Linked DNA regions of Homo sapiens: region 2 is linked to region 1. Evidence: read pairs that join two places in POLR2A ChIA-PET (ENCODE). Cell type or tissue: Panc1. All regions are shown on one strand. Links, peaks and the distances in the headings refer to the core of each region. The heading gives the core; the rest is flanking DNA. Region 1 overlaps LSAMP (limbic system associated membrane protein). Region 2 overlaps LSAMP (limbic system associated membrane protein).

Region 1 (8,146 bases), core at 2,063-6,062:
AGGCCAACAGTCTAAAAATTCCAGCAGGCATTAATGCTGTAGTTGTGAGTCCAAAGGCAGTCTGGAAGCAGAATTCCTTCTTTGGAGGACCTCAGTCTTTTCTGTTAAGGCCTCAACTGATTGAATGAGGTCCAAGGGTGATCTATTTTATTCAAAGTCTACTGATTTAAATGTTAATCAGATCCCCCCCAAAAAATACCTTCACAGCAATATCTGGACTGGTGTTTAACCAAGCAACTAAATACTGTAGCCTAGCCAAATAGACACCATAAATTAACCATCATACATTGTATCTTTTATAGAATATATAAAAATATATAGGAATATTACTCATTGAATATTTAATATGCCTTTATTTTGATTTGCTACATTTTATATGACTTTCGCAGATACAACTTCCAGTTTATTAATTTTACTTTCAGCTGTGTCTAATCTGTAGTTGAATTTTTGCATAGATTTTTTAATTGTATTGACTACAGTTTTTATTTCAAGAAATTTTATTTGTTAGTTTTAAAAATAAACTTCTTTTATATTATAATCACTTAGTATTTATAATCTTTATTGCTACATTGTCTCCATTTTAAAATTATGAATTATTTAAGTCAGTGCAGTCTTGGTTTCAATTTCACACAAGAATTTTTTTTCCCACTGAGGCCTGGCTAGGTGGCAAACTTTAGTGTTGACTTTTGCTCCAATTAGCAAAAGTTTCATGGCTCCCTTCTTCTAGGGAGCAGGCTTTTTAAAGTTCTAGCTTTATTCAGTAGTGACTCTTCCTGCTTTCTGATCTGTATTGGCCTATAAAGCCTGACTCCACCCAAGTACCCTATAAAACATGTATCTCCTGTCAGTTATATCTTGTCATGTATGGCATCAGCTCATGTTATCCCCAGGCTTTGAATGTCCTTGTTTCTTTCAAAGATTTCTATTTCGTACCTTTGATTCAGCTCTTTGCTACTTTTAAAATTGGGCTTGGAACAGAGCTATTAGCATGACTAAAGTAGGTGAGACATGGCTTAGCAGCTGCTATTACTTAAAAAGCAAAAGGAGCCTTAGAGATTTTAGTTGACAAAAAGCTCAATATGAGTCAATAATATTTGTTGACACCTTTTAGAAAAAGTGCCTCTTTGAGAGCAGAGAAAAAAAATCTACTTTTGCTATCACCATACCAGCACACCAATTAGAAACAGTAACTTTGTGTTGCATGAATAAACAGTAATACTAACAAAAAAGAAGATGTTGAGAGAAGATGTTGACATGATAGTGTATATTTTGCAGGGAAATACCATCTGATTAGGATAATGAGGTGATTATCAGATAACTAAAGGATTGTCAAATAGAAGATGGGTTAGGACTGTTCTGTGTGGTTCAAGGAAACAGAATCATATCAATTTGGTAAAAGTTGTAGGCAGATCAATTTGGACCTAAAATAAGATATTTTTCACATTTTTTAAGAAATAAAAATGGAATGACCTGTTTTTATGATATTCAAGGACTCGAACACTACTTATCAGAAATATAGTTGGTTATATTAACCATAAACAAAATGAGCAAGATGACATTTAAGTGTCCTTACAAACTGGGGGTCCCAGGATTTCATGGTTAAGAAGGGTCAAGTTGGATCATCATCTTCCTTAATTCTACTACAACTTAAAGTTCTCTTTATTGTTGACATAACTATGTCAGACTATTGATTTGAGCTGAAATTGCAGTCAACTCAAAAGCCAATTTTTTTACACATACCTATGCTAAGCTTGACATACGTTCTATTTGTCATTATTCTAAATTCCTGAAAACTTAAAATTTCAAGTCTCCTATTCAGCATGTGATGTGCTTATCCACATTCCTGTTACACACATCATCTCTGTGTTTAATATTCCCATACAATCCATTGACAGAAACATTGATCCTTATAACATGCCTTAAGAAATTTCCTCCAGGTAAACTCAGCTTTATTAACATTCTATTCATTGTTCTCTGTCTGTCATCAATGGTATCATGGCATATATTCTCCAATATTTTGCTACTCCATTCTTCTAATTAATAGTCTTTTAAAATGGTCAAGAAAGTATAAGTTTAATTTCACATAACATAATTTTTGGTGACTCTATCCTGGTTCATGGTGATCACCACTTTCTTTTCTCACAATCAAGTTAGCAATTTTGTCTATAATATTTTTCAAGAATTGACAACAGGCCCTACATTTTATGGTTAGAACATCCAACTCCTTACTCTTTTTACAAAACTAGGGCTGAATTTTCCCATATTTAGTCCTCGGGTCCATTATCCTTGATCTTTCAAAAAATCCCAAGTAAGTGTCATTGATTTTATCAGCAGGCAGTGGGGCATATTTCACCTGGCCAACAGCAATTGACCTCACTTAAGTTAGTCAGATGGTGTCATGATTTCTATGTTTTGAGCTTCATCTTTTGCAATCTTGAAATCTTTCTCCTTTACCCAGCTGACAATTGCAAAATAGGAAAAATGTGATACCATTCTTTTCGTCTGGGTCTAACTCTTCCTTATTCTTTCACTTAATATGAATAAAACTAATATATACAATTTTTTTGTCCTTAGAAATTATTCCCAGAGTTGACCTAATTCTATAGCAAGACTTCAAAACACTATTGTGGAGGTTTGTGCTATGTTTAAATATTTTTCCTTTATCATATCTACTTCTTAATTTGCTTGTTCTACAAAAACATGTGCTTTTTTTTTTTTTAATTCATGAGGAATGTTATCCAATTTGCATTTGTTCTCTCAGAGGTTAGTTAAAATAACAGCAACAACAACAGAAGGAAGAAAGAACAGAGGATTTTATTTGATTCATTAATTATTTATTCACACAAATTAATCATTTAGTGGATGTCCTTTTAAAAGAAATAATCATTTTGCAAACCAGTATTAACACTTATATAATGTCACACAGGTGACTCCTGCTCACCTCCTCTAGATTATGATTACTAGCAAAGAGCTCAAATCAGCAGAGTGAGAGGCAATACAAGAAATTTGTCTTTGTTTTCCTGTATTTTGAAGCAAAAACTCGACATGTTGCTACAACATAAAGGACATTCCTCATATTACTTTTATAGTCATATCCAATAGCAAATAAAAGTTGTTTGGGGGCACAAACCAGTGATCAAGAAGTAGAGAAGTAGATATTGAACCCGTAATAAGTTCAAGGCAGTTTCTAGTCCTGTGGGAAATTCATAGATATATAAGTTCCAGTGAGTTAATGACACCAGAAGCTAATGATAAGCCATCCAACATCTTTGTTCCATGTAACCTCAGACTAAATTTAGTCGCTTTTTAAAATGCATCTGTCAGAGTAATTTAACATGTGATTGGTAAACAGAGAGGGGCCTATTGCAGATTCAGAATAAATCAGTAACAATATTGGACAATAGTCCCCACTATGTTTCAAAAGAATGTCAGTAGTTTGCATTTAACAAACTACTGATTTTGGACAACAGCACCTACTCTCTGCTATCTGCAATCACAGAAGTCAATAGAGAAAATGGCACAGGCTATGAAAAGACTAGTTATAATAGGAGGCCCACTGCTATGCTGGGGCACAGCCACAGAGCAACTGATTGCACAAGATCATCTATTCAGCCTTTAATGAGCTGTTGTTAGCGCTTCGTTCAACCTTCCACTAGTCACCAATTATGTTTACAGTTAGCGGTTTGAGTACATATTTACTTCTCTAGAGAGAGGGTTCATGTGCAGAATGGTGGTGAACAGTTCACAGTATGGCCCTCATGCCCTCAATGTGCAGACTCCAGGAGACCCTGCAGTATAGTTAGATTTTCACTAGAAAAAAAGGGAAAGAAAAAAAGAAGGAAAAACAATATGGGGAAGAAGGCTGGAAAGCAGAGCAGAGTAGGAGTGGAGGGTGTGCACTGCCTTTGCTGTCCCTAACAGGAAATTACAAATCCAAAAGGCTTGCCCTGTGACTAAAGAAGCATTTGTTCCTGACCATTAAACCTGGCTTGCTCACCAGAAGGATTTTACAGTCCCTTTGACCATGTTGAAAATTTGAGGATGGAGATAATCCCTTTCACTCCTGTTTTTGTTAGTTTGCAAAACCGTTTGAGAGATTGAACCTTGGGCATTTGTCAGCGAGGTCTAATGCACATTTTGCTCTCTTTCAATGGGTATTCAGCAGATTTCAGATCTATAAAAATTCTACTTAGTTGTTGCCTATTTTCTGATCTTTTGGGGGCTGGGCAGCTCAGCGTTATCTGAGAGGTGCCAGCTGTTGCTATTACAGACAGCATTCAATGGTTCATTTATCTGAATATGTACTGTTACTCCGCAAGATCTCAAGGAAGGAGACTTTGTTGTAATGGTGATGTACTTCTTTTTTGATGGAGCTCTTGAATAAATATCTTTCATAAAAGGCTCTATGAGTGACTGGAAGCATTTCTTATACACATACTGACTTCAGCAGCTGAGAGATATATGAACACCCCTTGTATATCCTTACCCGTACCAAAAAATATATGTTGTTGAAATAGCAAATATCTTTCTAACTGTAGCATTGAATATTACTCAGGTTATGTAAGTTAAAAGCAATAACTACATTCATTAATCTGACTGCAAATAACAAGTTCAATTATTAGATGACTTACAGAATGTGGAACAGAATGTACAAAGCTGATTCAAAAGTATGTGGACTTCATTAAAGCCATTTAGTGTGTTTTAATTAGTAAATTACAGTCTTCTGACCTCATGAATGTTAGAATTTAATACACTTGCTTTTCACAGCAGGGGCCTGAGTTTAATCATCACTTTCATTTAAACTAACACAAGAAATCAAGGCCTAGGGTTTACTTAAGTCACCAAATATTTTTGCTTTAATTCATAAAGTGGAAGTTCTTTAGTCATGCAAATAGTTCTTTATTCATAAAATAGCTATTCTCCCCTCTCATGGATCTTAGCTATTGTCTAATAATTGTCTCTAACACCTATGCCTGTAGATTTAAACATCCTTAGACACTTGGTTTAAAGAAACTTTCAAAAGTTTCAGAATAGGGGGTTATGATTGTGGCATTTTTATAATAAATGTCTGCTTCAGGTGAAATCATTCAAATATCAACTACACAGCAGCAGAAAGAAAAGTGAAAATGATGTTTCTATTATCAATAATAAAAGGCTGGCCAGAGAAAAAGCTAGAGTGGGGAAAAGGAGTTGAAGTCTGAATGGGGCTGAGGGCCAAGGAAGAGTTTGGTAAGTGATGCGCAGTGATAGGAGTCAGGGTTATCAAGATGCAGTGAAACAAGAAATACAGCTACCCACCTGAAGGGCTGGAAAATGCCCTATGAGAGGACAAGCAGTTTTAACTTGACCCTGAAATGTTAGAAGCAAGTTTTAAAACAGTAAATACAAAATTATGAGGATGTAATGGCATAATAAAAACTACTAATTTAGAAAGAAGAAAAACCTGCTGAATAGGCAAAAATCTAAATTGCTAAATATATTATAGAAATGTCATTTCACTCTTAGCATATGCAAAGTAAACTATCTTTGGCTAATAATAGTGTTCCCAGGTGGTGCCTTACTGGATCCGTTTTAAGAATTGGATGAGACATTTCACAGAATCTCAGATGAGGGAGGGGACATAGCCACTCCCTGTTTTCCATTCTGAACTTGTGCTTATAGAACTGTTTGCCACAGCCCATTTTAAACCCTATTATTTCAAAATCCTTTCTTATATTAAGCAAAGATAAACCCCTAGGATACACAGCAGAAATTCAGTCATTGGTATGAAGAATCTTACTTTAAATGAGGAAAACAGAAAAGTGATAGAATTTATGACCATGAGAGAAATGATGCACAGAGTGCCCTGGGTTACAGAAAAGGGACATTTATGTATCTCAATCTGAGCAGTCATGGAAAGGACATAGTAAGAAGAGGTTTTCTGGGGATGACAACATGTGAGCCGAACTTTTAAGAATGTGTAGAGGTTAACCCAGTACAAGAAGCAGGAATGAGTGTCCCAACAAGGAAAATAATATATTCAGAGGCCTAGAGATCAGAGGGAGATTGTTGTGGTGAGTGAACATATAATGTACTACTCTAAACAGGGAGGCCAGATACCTTTCTGAAAATGCTTCTGCTTTTTAAATACAAAAATATCTATTATGGCTCGTCCATGCATGAGCTCCTTCTCTTCCCTCAAGTCGCTAAGAATTGGAGGTAGGAGCAGGGTGGAGGAGAGCCAGGGAAATCTGACATTGCTATTGAACCTTGAGTGAACACGATACTTGGCATGTCGCTGGACTTGTCCGTAAAGACCAAAACCCAGGAACTTGACCAACTTTCCTCAAAGGAGCAGGTCCTCAACTCTCTGTCACTTCTTCATTATAATGCAGTCCATAGAACCCTGTGCTCGCCACTCCACAAACTCTGGTAGCCACTTGCTTCTCAATACACGAAGAGGGTTGACTAGGCACATGTTTCTTTTTAAATGAGACACCCAAAAGTGACACAAGACTCCAGCCACAATGAGACCAGCAATTAGTTGGAGAACAAAATAATAAGAATGTACTTATATTTGTCTCCAGTGTTTTCTTTTTACCTTTTAAATTTATCTGATCTATCTGGTCTTGACCTCAGGCCTACCTAACTTATTCCTTACCTGCAGTCTAAGCAAATTCTTCTGTACTAAGATGGTTTTGTTTCTGCTTCTGATCAGGTCTGACATAAACTCTTGAGGCATACATTATTATTTTAGTTTTAGGCTTTAAACGTTGTAAATGCCAAGATATTTTGGGGCTTTTTCTCATCCCTAGTCTTGCAATACACTCTACTATTAATAGACAGAAAACACACTGAGGGCATACTATGTGCCGGGCACCCTTCTAGGTGCTTTCCACGTACAAACGCATTCATTTCTGATAATCACCTAAAATTTATCTGCAATCGGTACCCATGCTTTAATATCTAAAAAGTAGTTTAAAAGCTAAGGAATGTGCAGAAAGTCACACAGCTAGTCAGTGGTGGAGCTGGGGTGCACATCCAAGCAATCTGGTTTCACTGCCTGTACTGTTAATCATGACACTGCACTGCCTCGGCCACTTTTCACTGCACTTAAGTGTACTAAATTGAGCTTGTATAATTTAGAAAGACTATTCATTTGTTCTCTCCACTTAGGACATTTATTGTAACAATTAATTGATTAATAAATATTTAATGAGCAACATCTATGTGCCAGGCTCATAGATACATGGGGAGAGAAATCACATGGTTGATGTTTTTATGCAGATTAAATTCTTATGGCAGTAATTGAAATGAAAGAAGATCATGTGAGTTGGGATGTATAAGAAATCCAAAGCTCATCAGATTCAATGTACACAAAGCAGAAAAATAAGGCTCAAATAAAATTTGTTAGAAATATGTACACACACACAACTGATCTAAAGTTATAAACAGACCAGTAGAAAATGAGAACTAAAATCAGGTCTCTATTTCACTAATCATTACTTACACACTGTGAAGAGCATAAACAATGTCTTTATTAAAGAAGAGCTTCTGTGTATGGTCTCAGCTATACAAATATATAAAAAATACTCAAAAGGAGATTAGAATTGAGGTGTCAAAATACTCTCAATGTTTGCTTTCTATATTTAAATAATTTTAAAAGCTATCTCTTATCCTCTCAAAAATATCTATATTAAGAATATACTAGTAGAATGAAAGTATAAACTGAAAAAATTTGCCTCAAAAAAGAAAAACAACTGAATGCTTAGAAACACTATGTGTGCCATTACAAAATTTCTTCGAGTTTGATTTCATGCTCTACTCAAGTTCCTCTAAAGTTGGAGCCCCCCTATTATCTTTTGGCTCACTCTAGAACATCTGAGAAATGCAAGGGATTTCTCAGACTACACCTACGTGACATCCATGATTCAAGCTGACTGTAGGAAAATGAAAGTGATTCCATATTTAGGAGCTCAGCTTTGCAGGGTTTCTCCTGAATAATGGCTTTAAATTATGCCACATGCTATGGAGAGCTTGCTTTTTCTTAAGAAAAGATGACTTATCAAACTGTGCTATCTCTTTAGTAAACTGACTAGGCAAAAGAACTCAACAAGGATAAAAATAGTTTCAGGGCTGGAAAGACCACACATATCTCACAAATTCG
Region 2 (8,146 bases), core at 2,839-6,838, 83 kb after region 1:
GGAAATAATTGATTCACATTTTAAATGGTCATAACTTTTAACTACATGATTTTGCCTAGTGACACAATAACTGATTTTAAACATAGAAATTCAGTCAGACTGATATTGGTCTAAAGGAGACTGAAGATAAAACATTCTACACTTGTCTAATTAATATTAACCATATACAGGGCCGTAACTATTTAAATGCATTGCTATATGCTTGTAAATAGTGACCACAGTCTGAGTATTACTTTTTAAAGGTAGCCTAAGCCTGGCCCGAAACAGAAGATGTGAAATTATTAGTAGACTTTGCCTTCTAATGGGAGAGAGGAAGGACATCATTCCTGTTGATTTCTTTAAACCTTTAAAAATTGTCCTTATGTGGTCCACAATTTTTCTAATATTCATCAAAACTCTTCTTGTAGAGATTGCAATGTATTAGAAAAGATACTCTTCATAAAGTTTTCTACAATAGTACTTATTGATAAATCAATATTGCTAAGACTAAACATATATTAATTGTTCTTAAAGGATATGCCAAAGTAGAAATAACATCCCTAAATTTAGAATGTACAATGTTATCATTACTATCACTAGAATAATCACAACTCAGCCTCTGAAATCTGACAGACTTAGGTTTGAGTTCAGGTTTCACCCCTACTAATGCCCAATCATGTCAACCTTAGACAAAATCACTAAATTCTCTGGATATCAATTTCCTCATATGTAAAATGAGGGTATACGTAACATAGTGTATACCTGATATGATGATTAAATGAACCTAGAAATTGATTAGTCCAATATAGTGGTAAATATATGGAGTAAGTACACAATAAATGACAGCTGTAACTATTACTATGATTCTTACCAGTATTGCTGTGTTGTTATTGTGGTAGAAGCGGAGATCACTTTGTTATTAAATGTAAAAACAATTTAGCAAAATAAGAGAGGCCAATTCTAAGTGTTATCATTTGGAAAAATGTCAAGTAAATCAAATGTGGGTACTATAAGAAAACTAGCCCGGGCTCTCAAAGGGAGATTAGCATTAATCCCCTCTGTACTCATTGAGAAACCTGGAGGCATTAGGGAAAGCAGGTGGTATATTCAATATCTCATCCAGTATTTCCTACAGGCTCTTTCAAATGATAACTTCAGGAACCACTTGGAAAATATCAGTTCTATCACATTTCTCTAGGGATCAGTGAACTCATTTGGATTAAACAAGTAGTAAAAACACTTGACAAGTTCAAATCCAAATAAATGTCACATTTCTCAAAAATTGGAACAAAGTCAGCAATTAATTTTCTTTATTTTTTGAAGTATGGTTTGTAAGCTTTTTCATGGGAATTTTACAAAAGAAAAGACAACATAACTTATCTTGAAAGTGTTTCTTTTGGGAGAAGTATAGTGTTATTCTATGAAATTCAGATATTCAGAGAAAAACAAACAAAAATACTTGCCTCTCCTTTCTCTTACATCCTTTGAACATGATTTATTTACTTAAGAAAAAAGAGGAAATCTAGAAGTCATAATATATTCTCAGAGTCTAAGTAAAATCTAAACCATGAAGCTAAAATTGTTTGGAAATCCCTGCTTTTTAAAAATGTTGATAGGCTAGAGATGAATTTGCTAGTGGATATCATTAAGTTGAATTCTTGAAGATGAATAGATACAGGCAATTGCCAACATACAAAGCACACATTCCAAAATTTCATTTTTAATTCAGTCGTTCGGAACTGGAAACACAGTTTTCCCACAGGAACACTTATAATTTGTGTTTAAGTTCACAGATAAGACCACAAATGCTACTTTTACATGAAATCACTATGAAATAACTTAGATTTACAGAAGAAAATCAATTAATATACACTTTCAAAAATAAAAATAGAACTCTAAAATAAAATTTAAAAGTACCATTTGTATTTGTATTTCACATATTTAAAAAAGATGACAAAACTCAAAGAAGATCAGAGATATGGTATCTTTGGTAGAGTTTCCAAAGATTTAAGGGTATTTTCAAGGTCTTCAGGAGTCATTAGGCCAGATTTTCTTTTTCCCTAAATAATTTCAGATTGTACAGGGGGCACAGTTATCTTTTCAGGAGCATAGCAGTTATTGACTAAAAAATGTAATGGAAAGAAAGAGAGGGTAACTGAATTATAAGGAGATGGGGTGGTGGGTGGAAGATTATACATTTGGCATTTACAAATATTTGGGAACAAAGAAGAATGACTGAAAAATGATTACTGTGCTGTAAGCAGAGAAAGAGGCACAGAAAAATCCTTTGGCAGAAGAATAAGAAAGTGTTGAGGCAGAAACAGGGGTCCACTTGTTTTATGAGCTGTCTCTAAAGTGGCAGGAATATTTCCTCATGACATTTTGATTGCCAAAGAATACACACAAGTTGCAAGAACACAGATACTTGGGCTGTAGAATGCACTTATTGAGTCTTTCACACTTGTGGGTAGAATACTTTTTTTTTTTGTCTTTGATAGATTAGTACAGAAATTTTCTGATCTCAGAAATACTCAACGTTGGGCAGTCCTTCCTAGTTAGGGCTTCAGTATTGAGTTTTAGCTTTTTAGCACATGAGATTGCTTCTAAATTAGTACAGCAAAAAGTGAATGGATGGTAAAAAGAAGGATGTTTGACATTATACTTATACCTATCATACTGCTATGCTATTGTAGCTGTTTTCATATATTTCAAAATTCGATTTCTTGGTTCCCATATGACAGTAGACTCAGCAAGAAGTCCAGAGAGACTCTCTGTGAATAACCTTTTTCCTGTAATGCAATAGTGCTGTCTCTAGTCCATAGGCTATGTCACCTTCAATTAAACAGTGGCTCAATCAGTGTGAAGACAGCTTTCATAATGTTACCATAGAAAGGTCTCTCCTTTGTGACTAAGCCTTTTCCAGTTGTTGAAATGTTCACCAATTGCTGCCTCAGCTCCTTGGAACCCACTCGGCTTTTGTGCGCTGATGCATTTACAGTACTAGTAATTAATGCCGTTAGCTTTGTAATTAAAAAAAAACTTTTTGCCTTTATACTCAGGGTGATAATGCTGCAAGTAAAAATTAATTAAAATGAGATGAATTGCCTTCAGTTAAACGAAATGGAAAGAGAAAAGGAGGGGTAAAGGAAGGAGGAACCTGAGGAAGAGTTTGTAGTCTTATTAATGAAGCAAACTGAGGAGGTTGGGCTTTAAATTTTCTCCTGACTCTTTTTCCTTTGTGTTAGACCCTGGATTAATGGAGCCAAAAACCTTCAGCTGGTGAGAGAACACAAAGAAGCTATACTTTCTCTGATTTGTCTATGGGTCACTATAAAGACCACAAACATGAACGCCCATGTTTGTTTAAGCACCCCCTTCAATTTTCTAGTACCAGGCTGCTTGAAGTAATGGGCTGCGAAATTGGCTTTTGTACTATTATTAATTAGATCTGATGCCTGATTTTCTTTTAACATTTGATGCAGTGAAAGGTTCTGGTTCTTTACATAGGACACAGTTCTCACATATTCAATCATTGATGATAAGAGCTTGGGTGTGAAAATCTGACTGTTCTCCATGCTGAAGCAAAGGCCCAGTGAGAGCCAGGTTCTTCATCTTCTGTTGTCCTGATTTTTCCGAATTTTGCTTCCAATTTCTATTTGAGGGACACAACTTCTTTTAAATTAGCACAATGGCTAGGGATCTAAATTTTATAAAGGAGCAGCAATTAGTTAATCAATAAACATGTGCTTAATGGGATCCTAGTGTATATCTTAGGACTATGTCAAGGTGCTTCAGTGGGCACGGTAACAGTGAAAAACGTAACCCTTGTCTTCAAAGAATTGATACACTCACCAGAAAAACAAAAGCTAAGCTGCATAAATCACAGAGAAGTGGGCAATTAAGGGCTAAAGGCTCTGGCACTTGGAGTAAAATAAGAGTTCTGTTAAAGAGAGGGGACACTGTGGGCTGAGGAAATGAGTAATGACTTCACGGAGAGAATGAACCCAAGTAAGAAAAAAGGACACAGTTAAGGAGAAAAGAATTTCCTCGGCAGCTCAGAACTTAGAACCTTTATATATCTCAGTCACCCATCAATGGGGGAAAATACTGTCAGCAGGTAAATAATTGTGAAATTTTCTAGCTCTCTTTATTGCACTTTAACAATATCTGGTAGATCTCTTAACTTCTGTTTGGTGTTCCACAGATTGTCACACCTTGAAAATTCCACCTTCTTAAGTCTTGTATCCCTGATATGCCTCTGTTGTATTTTCAACCAGAAACGTATTTCTACAACTTATAAATGGGAATAATTACATGCACCATCTTTCAAAGTCAGGGCTCTAGTCTTGGTGCATGAAATAAGCAAATTTGGAGAAATACACATTAAATCAATAGCTCTCTGCATGGGTTTTAATGGTAGTACAAGAAGAGAGGCTGGAGAGCCTCCAAACAATCTTTGGGAGTACTAAAATGAGTCCTCCAAATTCTACAGCCATCCTATGTTTAGGGCCATTTCACTAGCATCACCAGGTAACAGCTTTCCAGGAAAACGATAGTAAGTGTGATCGTATGACTTACTTCTCCTTCTGTTCTCAATCCCACGGATTATAAAATTAGATTTCCTTAGATTTAAAGATTTAAAGTTGATATTCTCTTAGTAAAACCATCTGTATTTGTACAAGAGAAATTTGTAAAAGTCCCATCAACCTAAGATGTTTAGAGAAAAATGTTCACTTGGTCCATTCAGTATCGAGATAGAAAGCCTGCTGACTGTTCAGCCCTGTAGAACCTACCTGGTTGCTTTATAAAGGTTTTGGCTTGGCTGTGTAGCATTTGCAATTTCCAAGTGTGGAAAATCAATCCTACCTCCAGCTAGTTCAGCCTGAGAAAGAGACAATTTAAGGAGCATTTTCTTTTTCTTTTAATTTTCTTTTCTTTCTTTCTTTCTTTTTTTTTTTTTTTTTCCAGCAGGTAGATTTGCTGCCAGAGGCAAGGAAGGTCCTAGTCTCAGATGAGCATAGGTCTTAAACACAGAGGAAGTAGAACTATTAGGTTAAATGAACCTAGCTGGGTTTTGATGGATGTCAGATGGGGTTCTGAGCAGCTGATGAACTACTCAAACTGGAGAAAGGCCCCTACCAGTTGCAAGAATTCTTTGGCCATTTTAGTAAGAAATTAGCAAGCCAGGGAAATTTATTTAATACCCCCCAACCCCAACCAGCCTTTCTCATATTTGTCAATTTTCTGTCAAGTTTTGTGGTATTGACTAAGCTAAAATACACAGTTGATTCTTTTCTCGCTGCCTTTAATTATTCTTTAGAATCTTGTATTATAGAAAAGGAAACTGCCATTTAGAACATCTGAGAGCTTGCAAGAAAAAATGTGCAGGCACATTTCAATTAAGAAATGATGGCACTTTGGGAGGCCAAGACGGGTGGATCACAAGGTCAGGAGATCGAGACCATCCTGGCTAACACAGTGCAACCCCGTCTCTACTAAAAATTCAAAAAATTAGCCGGGCATGGTGGTTGGCGCCTGTAGTCCCAGCTACTCGGGAGGCTGAGGCAGGAGAATGGCGTGAACCCAGGAGGTGGAGCTTACAGTGAGCTGAGATCGTGCCACTGCACTCCAGCCTGGGCGACAGAGCGAGACTCTGTCTCAAAAAAAAAAAAAAAAAAAAAAGATGGACTAGGTAATACTTATATATAATATTTCTTTGTGTTTGGGACATTCAATTCCACTCTTCCAGTTATTTTGAAATACACATTAAATTACTGTAAATTATAGTCACCACACCAAACACTAGCTCTTATTCCTTCCATCTAACTATATTTCTGCACCTATTAACCAACCGCTCTTTATCCCCCTCTCCCTACTTCCCTTTCCAGCCTCTGATAATCATCAAGCTACTCTTTATTCCCATGAGATTATATTTTTTTTTTAGCTCCCCTCTCCCCGCCACCAAAAAAAGAAAAGATGGCCTTGAAGTAATGAAGCAGTATAGGAGAAAATGGGCCAAAATAGAAATGACAGTAAATTACCAGTTTAAGGGGAATTATTGATATCCTGTGACCTCCAGTGTATGAATTCCACACTGCAGTTCAATTTTTAACAGTCACATGGTTTATCTGATTCTCCCCTCCTCCTTCCAGAAGGCATAACAACATGCTCTATGATCTGCAGAAAATTCTCCTGCTGATTGGTTTGTAGACTCTCCACTTGAAGTGCTGGACTTAAAATCTGGTTCAAGCAAAAAACTTCTGACTAGCAGCTGGAACTTGCTCAGCTACTGGCTCAAATATTTTTAAGACGTGGCTTTCAGAAACAAATACAGTGATATCAAGGATCACGGAGTGGGCTGCACAGGACACAGCCTTTCTCTATGCATACTCTTCCTGTGATAGTTCAGTCTTTTTCTGTTGTATATGTTGAATAGGGGCTTTTCTTAGCTGTTTACAGGTCTGATCACAGATCCCATGGATTGGAGAACACAAGCTCATTCATTTTTCATTTTAACTTCTCTTGGGATATGAATGTTAGGAGAAAGAAGAAAGAATGAAAGGGCGTTCACGGGGAATAATTCATGAAATGACCAAATGCTGCCTGATTGATAAGAAGGTAGAACTTAGTAACAGAAGCACATGGTGAAGGACACTGTAGCCAGCTTAGAGATTTCATTCATTCATTCATCTATTTATGAAATATATAGATATATTTATCATATATCTATGAAATAAATTAATCTACTTATTTATTAAAATAAATCCTGTTACCACCAAAAGAAAATTACTCTTGTTTAAAATTCAACAATAAAATTAACATCAAAGCTGACCACATTAGTACTGACAGAGTAGTTTCAATAGAAAACTTAAAAAAAATTAAACTACAGGTTTTAATGGAAAGATAACTAAAACAAGCCCTCTAAAAAATGAAATGCATCTTTTCTTCTCTATTTGAATATTTAATTCTCTGCTTTTGAATTGAGGCCCTGAGTACCTAGATTTCTTGATGTTGCTAATTGAAACAGCTAATTTTTACAGATTTTTTTTCTATTACTTAAATTCTGAAGTGGAATGTACCTCCCAAAATTATATTTCATGGCACATGTGCATTCTTTGGAAAATAAGTTTGGAACACTCAAATAATAATATGCTTTCTTCAAAATTGATAGCTCATATAAAGATACTAAAGGCACTGAGAAGTCCTATAAGAAAGACTTTAAATCAGTATCTACCAGTTTGACAATGAACTTTTTTTATGTAGCATTATATTTCCACAGAAAAAATATTCTAAAAGACATAATTTGGAACATGCCATTATAGTATAGAAAATAGACTGAGACTCAAGTAAGTCAACATTCAAATCCTTGTTTTCCTGCTAAAGTGTGTTTTTATTAACTTTATTATTTATTTATTATTATAAATAATAAACAGCTCACTGCAACTTTGAATACCTGGGCTCAAGTGATCGTCACACCTCAGCCTCCCAGGTAGTTAGGACTACAGGCACATGATACTATGCCCAGCTAATTTTTAAAATATTTTGTAGAGACAGGAGCTCACTATGTTGCATAGACTGGTCTTGAACTGCTGGGCTCAAGTGATCTTCCCACCTAGGTCTCCCAAGTTGCTGGAATTATAGGCATGAGCCACCACACCCAGGCTTTATTAACTTTAAGAATTACGCATCCTCATGCATGAGTGCACAAAAGGGAGAAATGGAAGGAGAAAGGGAAGGAGAGAGGAAGAGAGAAAGAGATAGAGATAGAGATACGATGCTCTAAGTGTTAAATAATTGAATCTCCAAAACTGTTTTATCAGTGAAAGTATTACTTCATATCAATAAAGGAAAAGGAAATGACATTCCAATAAATACCATTGTCATTCAATTTTTCAGGCACTTTATATGTTATTTCATGAAACTACCAGAATAATTATTGCAAAAAGCATATTTTTCTCTGAAGCAATCTAAGTAAGTTCAAAATATGGTCTTACTATATAGAAAAAATTAGCATAGTTCTACAATTCCTGTAACTTCTATATTCTGTTCTTACTTTTGAAATAAATAAAGAACTGAAGAATAAATCCCACTGCATATTTTAACCCAGATACTGTGATGGAATTTAGACTAAGAAAGATGCTCTAATTTCTAGCGTTATGATCTCACT

What was found. Peaks named below come from ENCODE experiments on the same cell type or tissue, not always from the same donor. Only the 100,000 strongest peaks of a DNase experiment are listed, where the experiment ranks them.
Region 2: POLR2A ChIA-PET joins it to region 1 with 12 read pairs; 3 of 35 experiments call an interaction of 5 or more read pairs at or near these places.

Annotation. Positions count from the first base shown.
Region 1 is chr3:116,145,411-116,153,556 of GRCh38, forward strand. All of the region lies in intron 1 of LSAMP (limbic system associated membrane protein), which reads right to left. Among named protein-coding and RNA genes, the nearest start is that of LSAMP-AS1, 210 kb to the right of the region's middle. In Panc1, for the core only: no CTCF peak of the experiment used is centred there; DNase peaks (open chromatin) are centred at 3,861 and 4,018; H3K4me3 peaks cover 818 bases; H3K27ac peaks cover 402 bases.
Region 2 is chr3:116,227,774-116,235,919 of GRCh38, forward strand. The region is part of intron 1 of LSAMP (limbic system associated membrane protein); the gene reads right to left. Among named protein-coding and RNA genes, the nearest start is that of LSAMP-AS1, 130 kb to the right of the region's middle. In Panc1, for the core only: no CTCF peak of the experiment used is centred there; no DNase peak of the experiment used is centred there.